Regions from separate parts of the Homo sapiens genome. Here region 2 is linked to region 1. Evidence: chromatin loops called from intact Hi-C (ENCODE). Cell type or tissue: ascending aorta. All regions are shown on one strand. Region 1 has its middle 190 kb from the start of LINC02521. Region 2 overlaps MYLK4 (myosin light chain kinase family member 4).

Evidence for each region. A loop is a pair of places that touch in the nucleus more often than their neighbours do. Peaks named below come from ENCODE experiments on the same cell type or tissue, not always from the same donor. Only the 100,000 strongest peaks of a DNase experiment are listed, where the experiment ranks them.
Region 2: a loop joins it to region 1, with 3 times the contacts of the local background. A loop is called at or near these places in 9 of 110 quality-filtered maps.

The regions. Positions count from the first base shown.
Region 1 is chr6:2,446,487-2,451,486 of GRCh38, forward strand. No RefSeq gene overlaps it. Among named protein-coding and RNA genes, the nearest start is that of LINC02521, 190 kb to the right of the region's middle. In ascending aorta, CTCF peaks have their summits at 2,485 (motif pointing left) and 4,294; DNase peaks (open chromatin) are centred at 2,495, 2,905 and 4,275; H3K4me3 peaks cover 1,405 bases; H3K27ac peaks cover 693 bases.
Region 2 is chr6:2,693,761-2,698,760 of GRCh38, forward strand. The region is part of intron 2 of MYLK4 (myosin light chain kinase family member 4); the gene reads right to left. Among named protein-coding and RNA genes, the nearest start is that of MYLK4, 55 kb to the right of the region's middle. In ascending aorta, a CTCF peak has its summit at 1,899 (motif pointing left); no DNase peak of the experiment used is centred here.

The sequences.
Region 1 (5,000 bases):
GATGCTGTGATATAGGTATACCCTGTAGAATGATTAAATCAAGCCAGTTAACAGATCCATCACCTCATATACTTATTTTTTATGGTGAGAACGCTTTAAATTTACTCTTGGCCATTTTGAAATACATAATACATTATTATTAACTATAGTCATCATGCTCTGCAGTAGATCACAAAAATGTATTTCTCCTAACTGAAATTTTGCACCCTTTGACCAGCATCTCCCCAGTCCATCCACTGTCCTGCCCTTGGTAACCACTATTCCACTTTCTAATTCTATGTGTTTGCGTGTTTTGGATTCCACATATAAGTGAGATCACATGGTATCTGCCTCTCTGTGCCTGGCTTAATTTACTTACCATAATGTCCTCCAGGTCAATCCATGTTGTCAAAAATGAAAGCATTTCCTTCTTTTTAAAGTCTGAGTGGTGTTCCACTGTGAATATATACACCACATTTTCTTTATTTGTTCATCCATTGCTGGACACTTAGGTTGACTCCATATCTTGGCTATTGCGAATAGTGCTGCAATGAACATGGGGGTGAAGACATTCCTTTAACGTACTGACTTCAAATCCTTTGAGCATATACCCCAAAGTGGGATTGCTGGATTGTGTGGTAGTTCTATTGTTAGTTTTTTAAGGACCCTCCATACTGGTTTCCAGAATACCTGTATTAGTTTACGTTCCCACCAACGGTATGCAAAGGTTCCCTTTTCTCCACATCTGCACGGTTCAGTTCAGCTCCTAAGGGAGCAGTGACACCGGCAGCTGAGGAAGCGTCATGGATTCCAGCTTCACTGATTGTCCGAAAGCCAGTGGGGCATCCCTACATGCCTAACTTACTTGGCTGCTGGGGACCCTGGCTTATTCTCTCTTTCTTGTGTAGGCACCACTATTTGCTGAGCATTCCAAAATACCTGCTTGGTTGTTCCCGGGGAAAAAAAACCCAGGCAGCAGCTAGAGCTGGGTATTCTGCTCAGGTGACCAAGATGGAAGCAAAGTTAATGAGTGACAGATGCCACACCAGAGATGACATTGGGCGGGCCGTTGTTCCAGCCCCTTGGTTTCTACCTGGGTTTGGCAGAAAAGCAGCTAAGTCTTTGACTCGTTTGGTGTAACTTGGGCTGAATCCTGTTGTTATCTGTCAGCCTTGCTTTACAAAAACCTCATTTCCTAAGCTGAGTTTTCCATCAATCAGAATAATAAATCAGCCAAATTATCTCCATCTGGCTTTTGGCAGCAGAAAGCTCTTTAGGCTAAGAGAGAAAGGAAACCTTTATCTTCTTCAAAAGCTATAAAGCAGTCACATTTTTAAATGAATGTAAATTCAGTCTTTAAAAAATATTTTCATGCAAGATAGACAAATAAGATTTTAAACTTGAAATTCTGTAGACAGCATAGTGCAGTCATTCCAAGTTTGGCTGTCCTTGATGGTTAGGGTTGACAGATTCAGCGAATAAAATTACTGGAAGCCCCATTAAATTTAAATTTCAGATAAACAACAGACAGGTTTAAGCATAGATATATCCCAAATATCATCTGGGACATACTTATACTAAAAAGTTATTTGTTGTTTATCTAAAATTCCAATTTAACTATATGTCTTGTGTTTTATCTGGCAGCCCTCCTAGGGATTCATGAAAGTGCTTGAACTAAAGCCAGGTTTCCTTACTTGTTGTTCTAGATTCTTTTGGAGCATGCTATAAGCTTGCTGTGCTTCTTAAATCGATTTATTAGGTTACCTGTGTGGTACAGAGCAAAATCCAATTAGCAAGAAACTATAAAAAAGATATTGTCACGTAGAAGCAGAAGTTTACTGTGGGAAAGGAAAAGGCAAGAACAAAATTGAGTGTTTTGAGTTCAGGCTTCAGGGAGGGAATGGAGCAATGCCTAGCACAGATCTTGAGTGTAGTGGTTGGAAATAATATTCAGCTGTCACAACTCGGTCTGAAAGTGTGTCTTTCTATCATTCATTCTTGCCAGGTTCATGCCCTGTGAAAGGCAGTCAGGGAGTCTATTTTATGACAGTGGGCTGATTGTGGCCAGATGTTATTCTTGCTGTTTGCTACGTTTTATTGCTGTTATATTATCTTTAAACTATTGAACGATGACATGTAATGAAACTCCTAATATCCAGTAGTCAAAATCATTAAATTACAAGGTCTGCGAAGCCCATGTCCATCTTGAAAGCATTTTTCAATACCTTCCACACTTCTCTAAAGTCCATTCATTTATCTTAGTGTATTATAGCTAAGAGCCCTACATTCATGCTCTGAAAAAAAAAAAAAAACAACTTCTGGGGAAAATATGTTGATGTAGTTATTGTTTTCATTATCATACATCATGTTCACATTACTATGGGAAAGAGCCCTTTTCCCTTAGGGAAAAAAAAAAACAAAAACTGTCCTGAGAGGAGGGAAGGTGGAAACACACCAAATACAACAGCACCCTCCACTGGTCGCTAAAGGAAAGTGTGCTTTTGTGATGTGGACAGGAGGAAGTGAAGAAGGTCATCGTAATGAGCAGCAGATTCGGTTGCCGTTCGAAGCACAGGCGTTAGGGTATCAGAACATAAGTAAGTGATTGGAATCGGGCCATTTTTTAAAGTAGCAAGAACAATATAAAGAAGTGTCCACTGACTCTCGGTGCTGGGAACTGAGAACGGAGCTGTAAATCATCTCGAGTGAGTGTTTCGCTGTGACGTCATCGCAGAGGATGTGGGGTCCTTCACCATGATTACGTTTTCCCTCTCCTTTTTGTTGGAATAGATTCTGACAGACAAAAGCAAATTGAACTCAGATGCACTTCTCAGCAGTCTGGAGAGGAAGCTGGATGTGAGTGCTGACCCTGGAGCCACTGGCTCTGTGAAGGTTGGTTTGCTTTGGAGCTTGACCCAGCTGCACCCGGGCGTCACCTGCTTTTCGCCGCAGCCCACCTGGAACAGGGGAAGTGTCTGCTTATTCCGCAGTGAAAGCACTCTGTTACCAGTGCCTTCCACCTAGTGCGACTCCGCCGCTTTGGCTATCTTCTCTCATCCTAGAATTCTCACTGTGTCCTAGAAAGCCCCAGTGTTAGAGGTGTGAGGATCTTTAAAGACCATCTAACCTGACCTCTGCATTTTACACCTCATAAGTCTGAGGTGAGTCACTGGGTCATCTATATAGAAATATTTTAGTTCAACTAGCTGCAGTGTTGCTAATAACTAACTCTGTTTGGTGGCAACACCAATTTTTCAAAGAGATGTTTCATAAAGGACCCATTATAATCCAGGACTATCCAGGATGGAGGGCATCCAGCTGCCGGACTAAGGCTATGAAACAGTTTGCTTTATTGCTTTTAGGGTCTGTTTTATTCATGGAAATGGATGAAGTCACACCCCAAACTGATGAATGGTTAGTTTTGGTCTGTTGATGAATTATTCTTCCATAACATCGGTATGTGAAGTGGATGGTAAACCAGTATACCCAAGGCAAGTCTAAAATGGGGTTTGAGTTTTTCACTGGCTCCTAGAGATGCCATCAAATCAAGTTAACCTCATGGCCAAATTAATATGCATAACAAAATTGACCAACATTTTAGTATAATTAAGCAATGAGAGAGAAACTAAGAGTATCTCAGACACTTTATTTTTCTTTCATAGAAAGTTTCTAAGTTCAATTATTCCGAGTCTTAGGTTTATAAAATTGAAAAGCAACATGAAATAAAACCAAAGCAAAACAAAACACCAAACATGAGTTGACTCTCTTTAAAGGTCCTTAGAGCAACTTCACCATTTGAGCCATGCAGCCAAATGTTTCTAATAAATTGTGGTAAATAGATCTAAAGAAACTAAGTGTGTGTGTGGATGGTAGTCTCTCAGAAATCGAGTCAGAAATTGGTTGCCAAACCATCATCCTTCACCCACGCTGTTAGGTTTGTTTGTCACTACTGTTACTGCGGAGGTAGCCCAGGGGCAACGTAACCTCTGGTTTTCTGAAAGGTGCCGCATAGACTTCTTCTGTGACCAATTTCCATAAAGTTCGTTTAGCAGTTCAAACTTTATTAAGACTCTTGACAAAAACAGCTGCTAGAATTGCAAAGGAATGTAATAAAAAACATAGAGTCAGAAACAACCGGAGTCTATAAAAGCAATATCCAGAGTGGCCAAGTCCCCTTGGGGTGCAAACTGATCCCGGTCTCCATCAGCGCCGCGCGGACCTCCGTGGGACACCCGGGCTCGACTGAAGCGCACAGGCTGGAGGCTCCTGCCATCACCCGGCTGATAACCTAGTTACAGTCCGGGCAGGGTGCCAAGTAAAGAATAGCACAAGCAGGTGGGGCATGGAGTTTTGAAGTGTGAAGAAGCACTGGAGCAAATTCATTTTATGTTGCTTTTATTATGCAGTAAAAAAAAAATCTCCAACACATACTCATTTACAAAAAAAAAAAAAATGTTCAGTTGATTGTAGTTTCCATATTAGCACGAAGGGGCACAAACTGGTGTTAGCCAGAGACTCTGAGATGCATTTGGAAATCTTATATAGCAGGAATTCATGCTGACAATCCACTATTGTTAAGCTGCTCTGATGTGGGGACTCTTTGAAATACACTTCATATGTTATTAGAATGACCTCTAGACCGTTCAGGGAAATATAGGGACACAATCACTGGTATTGCTATCCACATAAAAATGTAATATTCAGAAAATGAAAAATTAGAAAATATAGTTTATTTTTGTGGTTTTGACTGAAATCCCAAGTGAGGCAGTTTGAAGAAGCTGGCGTGATAACGGAGGAAATGGAATCAAAAGTTAGTTCCCTCCCTTGGCCCATCCAACACACAAGCACAGAATGAGGAGAGGACCCTCTCTGGAGACCCTTGGAGTGCAAAATCGAATCTTCAAAGTAGGTTGTAGGAACAGACATTACCAGGACTGGCCAGTGAAGAATCATTTTGGAGGATCTTGGATGAGTGGCCATCTTAGTGTGAAAGCTGGGGGTACAACACCCTGTGTACCGTC
Region 2 (5,000 bases), 250 kb after region 1:
TTTTTTTTTTTTTTGAGATGGAGTTTCGCTCTTGTTGCCCAGGCTGGAGTGCAATGGCGCAATCTCAGCTCACTGCAACCTCCAACTCCCGGGTTCAGGCGATTCTCCTGCCTCAGCCTCCTGAGTAGCTGGGACTACAGGCATGTACCACCATGCCTGGCTAATTTTTTGTATTTTCAGTAGAGACGGGGTTTTGCCACATTTGCCAGACTGGTCTTGGACTCCTGACCTCAGTTGATCCGCCTGCCCCGGCCTCCCAAAGTGCTGGGATTACAGGTGTGAGCCAACATGTCCGGCTGCAAATGTGCTTTTACACAATGCAGGGGGCAGCTCCATGGATTCAGAGTATTTCCGTTTTTTAGATGGTGAACTTAAAACATAAAGGCATGTTTAGTAAATCTGTGGAAAGCCAAGGCTGGAAGTGAGAGCTTCAGAGTTTCTCTTTAAGTGAAAGTCCAGAGACGGCACTTGCCTACTTTTCCCTCTGCAGGGACAATGGGCTGCCGCCTCTTCAAACAAAGCTGATTGCTCCCTCCTCTGTGCTTGCACAGAACTCAGCACATATCCCCACCCCTGGTGTCCCTTATAACACTTTAAGCCTTTTTTCCTGTCAATTTCCCACTAGACTGTGGACTTCCAGTGGGCAAAAAGACTGGTTCATCTTTGACTCCCTGGTGATTACTTCAGAGACCAGTACGTAGTGATGATGATGATGATGATGGTAGTGGTCATGGTGGTGGTGGTGGTGGTGGCGGTGGTGGTGGTGGTGGTAGTAGTGTTGGTTGTGGTGGTAGTCGTGGTGGTAGTGGTAGTGCTGCTGGTGGTGGTGGTGGTGGTGGTGGTGATGATTGTAGTGGTGATGGCGGTTGTAGTGGTGATGGTGACGGTCATGGTGATGATGGTGGTAGTGGTGACAGCTACCATGTATTGTGCACACACATTATGTACCACTCTTCTAAGCACTTTGTTTAACTGGTTGCTCCTGCTAACAGCCCTTTAAGATAGATACTATTAGCCCCATCGTACAAATGAAGTTGGGTAATTTCCCAAGGTTATAAAGTTTAGAAATGGTAGAGCTAGGATTCTGACCCAGCTGTCTACTTCAGCCAGTGCACCTAACTACCACCCTATACTGTCTTTCTGGGGAAAAAAAAAGATAGAAAGACTATAGCCAAGTTACATGATTCCTATTTATTGAGATCTACTACATAGTTGGCACCACAGGAGATAAGAAAAATGATTAAGAGAGAAGGTCATAAATCAAAAACAAATTAGCAGAGTGAAGAGATAAATATTTGTCGAAAGATTACAATTAACATGGAAGAGAAGCAAAAAAAGGAGAGAATTTAAGTCCAATTTTGAAAGCATATATCCAAATTAGTCGAATAAGACAGTTTAACAAATTGTGTTTAAGGTGTTTTATAACTGTCTTTCAGTTCTTCCCTTTTGAAATGAAAACTTCTGGTGTATCAATAGACATTGTGCTTCTGGGTTTATTCTGTGTGGCATGAATGCAATGATATAAGCATACGTGGATTTAATAATGAAAACTGGTATGTATCAGTCAATTTCTACTCATAAAAGTATATAAAATTGAGCAGCTGGCTGTAAGACTCCATGGAGCACTGATAGATCCACGTTTGCCCCTGAGGCCATCTGAGTATCAGGTGGAAAAGTCCACATGCTAACCCAATATTCTTTGGGTTCGGAGTTGGACTTGACCAACAGGAGAAGCTGTCAGTATTGAGGAATATAAGAAGCCAGCTTCCAAGAGAGGTTGCTTTTTTCTTTAGTAATTATATATCACATATGTTTTTCCATTTAAATAATGTAAGAAGGCCTTTATTCATTGCCAAAGGCTGTTATAGTTTCATTTCCCTATGTAATACTGACATCTAGAGGAACTTTGAACCGAAGAGTTTCCAACAAACAGAAGTTGTATTCTCCTGTCCTTTCCAGGACAGACGCTGTATTTCTCCTTTTCTTTTCAGGACTGCAACCAAAAATATGAAACATTTTTACTTTGTATTTCTAAGTTATGCCTAGAAGTTGCTAAAATAGAAAGCTCAAGTTTGTAGATACACCTTGTTTATTGTCCAAAAATGAAACATGTCTTCTACCGATTAAAGAGCACAGGACCAGTGCTCTTAAGCATTAAGTTTCTGACCCAATCCTGACCATCCCCAGTTAATGGGATGAAAACCATGTCAGTGACTATATTCCTCTGCTGAATTCACATCGATGGCTGGGATGAACCTAAGGACCTCTTTCATGCAAATTCACTTAAAAATATTTCTATATTTGCATATGGATTTCTTTGGAACTATTTACCAATTCCTTTTATAATAATTTATCAGTGGATGTAGAATGACACAGGGAAGAAAGGCTAAGTGGTCCAGATGTCCAAGTATTCAAAACACAGCTTAGCTCTCTCCACTCTGTCTGGCTTCCTAGACTGGTCTCGTAAGTGGGATATACGTACCCAGGGAGTGTCCATAGTAGTCCTTTGGAGGGTATCAAGGACATGCTAGAACTCATTTCAATTTATTCCATTCCTTATGGATTGAATGTATCCCCCCCGACGATATACGCACACAAATTCATATATTAAAATCCTAACCCTCATGGTGATGCTATTAAAAGGTAGGGCCTTCGAAGGTGACTAGGTCATGATTGGAGAGTCCTCATGAATGGGATTAGTGCCCTTATAAGAACCAAAATGAAAGTTTGCTCACTCTTTATGGGGAGAAGCCCACTACACACTAGTAACGGGGCCCTCGCCAGGCCCTGGATCTGCCAGCAGCCTGATTTGGGACTTCTCAGCCCCCAGAACTGTGAGAAATAAATGTTTGTTGTTTAAACCACCCAGTCCAGAATAATTTGCTATAGCAGCCCAAGCTAAGACACCATTCTTTTAACATTTATATTTTACATATGTTTTTAAAAATATATTGATACAATTGGACACATATAAAAGTATCTCTGACATATTAAATGTTATTTATAAAAATAAAAGTGCAGCCAGGCGCAGTGGCTCACACCTGTAATCTCAACACTTTGGGAGGCCGAGGTGGGCAGATCATGTGGTCAGGAGTTTGAGACCAGCCCGGCCAACATAGTGAAACTCCATCTCTACTAAAAATACAAAAATTAGCTGGGCCTGGTGGTGCACACCTGTAGTCCCAGCTATCAGGAGGCTGAGGCAAGAGAATTGCTTGAACCCTGGAGGCGGAGGTTGCCGTGAGTCAAGATTACGCCACTGCACTCCAGCCTTGGCAACAGAGAGAGACTCCGTCTCAAAAATAAAATAAAATGAAATAAAATAAAATAAAATGCATGTAGTGGTTATCAATGTATATAATTATAAATAAATATATCGCGGAGTGCTTTAAAATATTTTACTGATGGCAGCACAAAATCAAAATAATTTGGAGACAATTGTAGATAACACCGTGCTTCACACTCTGATTTTCTGAAGTGTGTTTTGGAGCAGGATCATTCTAATTAGTCGGTTTGAGTGCAAGAACATAATTAGAACTATCAGCTCAATTCTTGCAAACTCTTTTTCTCCTTCTGCAAAGTACTGCTTTTAAGAGTTCAGTATTCATCGCTTGCGTGCCAGTTTTGATTATTTAAGCAATTTCAAGTCAGCACTTTATCCTCTTTTCTCCGTTAACCATTACATTTACTGCCATAGGATCCAGATTTGAACAGCAGGGCGGCATCGGTCCACAGGCGTGTGCCGGCTACCTGGGCATGAGTGCGCTCTCGCCCTGCGTCACAGACCTGTCCCAGTACTACATCAAAACCCTACTTTTCCTGAGAGTGGCGGAATAGCTGAAAGGGAAATTCATTCAACTGAACAACATCGTCTAATCCTTCTTTCATTCCCATTCAATAAAAATCATTTAAAAAATCAATGGTAAAACGGATTTGTCCTTGAAAGAACATAAAGGCTGAGATAAGGGCTGCTCCTCTGGACCTCAACAATGCCACCATCGTTTTCCGTGTTACTGCAGCGTTCTCAATGTGTCTGTCTGCCCGCTGGCATACGGACCCTTCTCTTCCCCTTCGTTTCCCCAGCACCGAACAGAGGGTAAAGTTCTGAAGTGCTTGGTGAAGCAATGCGTGATGAAGAAAACAGTGCTTTCTGGAATGGCACGTTCACTGTGAGAACACTCTGTCATCAGGCTGCACCCCTGAAAAGCCAGGCTGCCCTGGGGGCCATCTCAGATGCATCCCTGCCACGGTGGCTCATATCCACAGCCCTGAATTTACATAGCCGATGGCCAGCAATATCAACGGCCATGCATTTTGGGATTACAGTTGCTGCAGAAAATTGTGTTCATAACATAACATATAGAGAATTCCTGGTTCTTTTTAAAACTGTTGCAAACAGGCCAGATAGAAGAATGGAGGAGAACAAATATTTGTAATAATTTGTAGCTGTGACCCACAGCCTGGACTCTGATGGTGGCAGGTAGATGTTAGAGGTCGGCCACCCTGTCCTACAGCTCTGTCCTCTACTGCCAGGCTCAAGTGTTGGTCTTTTCAAACCTCCTCAGCTCTGAACGTATCACCCACATGGCCTTTCTACAACAAGGGGGTTATCAGGATAAGAAAACTCGGAAGTGTATTTAAATTCTAAAAGTTCAGTGTGAAAAAGGAATAGCCTAATGGAATAAATCTGACCAGTCCTGGGCTCCGCAGAGTCTTTTCTTGCTAGCAGAGGACGCTGGGTCATGTACCCTGAATAACAGTTTTGCATATTACTGTTTGTGGAAATGCCAAGATGAACAATTTTTGGCCATTTTACCTAAGTTCTAGAAATATCTAAACAAAAGTATAACAATTTATAATGACTTTATTAAACTTGGATTAGATTCCTAATGGGGGAGAGAACAATAAATAAATCCTACAAGAATACAAAGAGATGAATTTTCAGAAGAAATATGAAAACATTTTCTTGCCTGAGCATAGAAGATACTTCTAGAGATTGT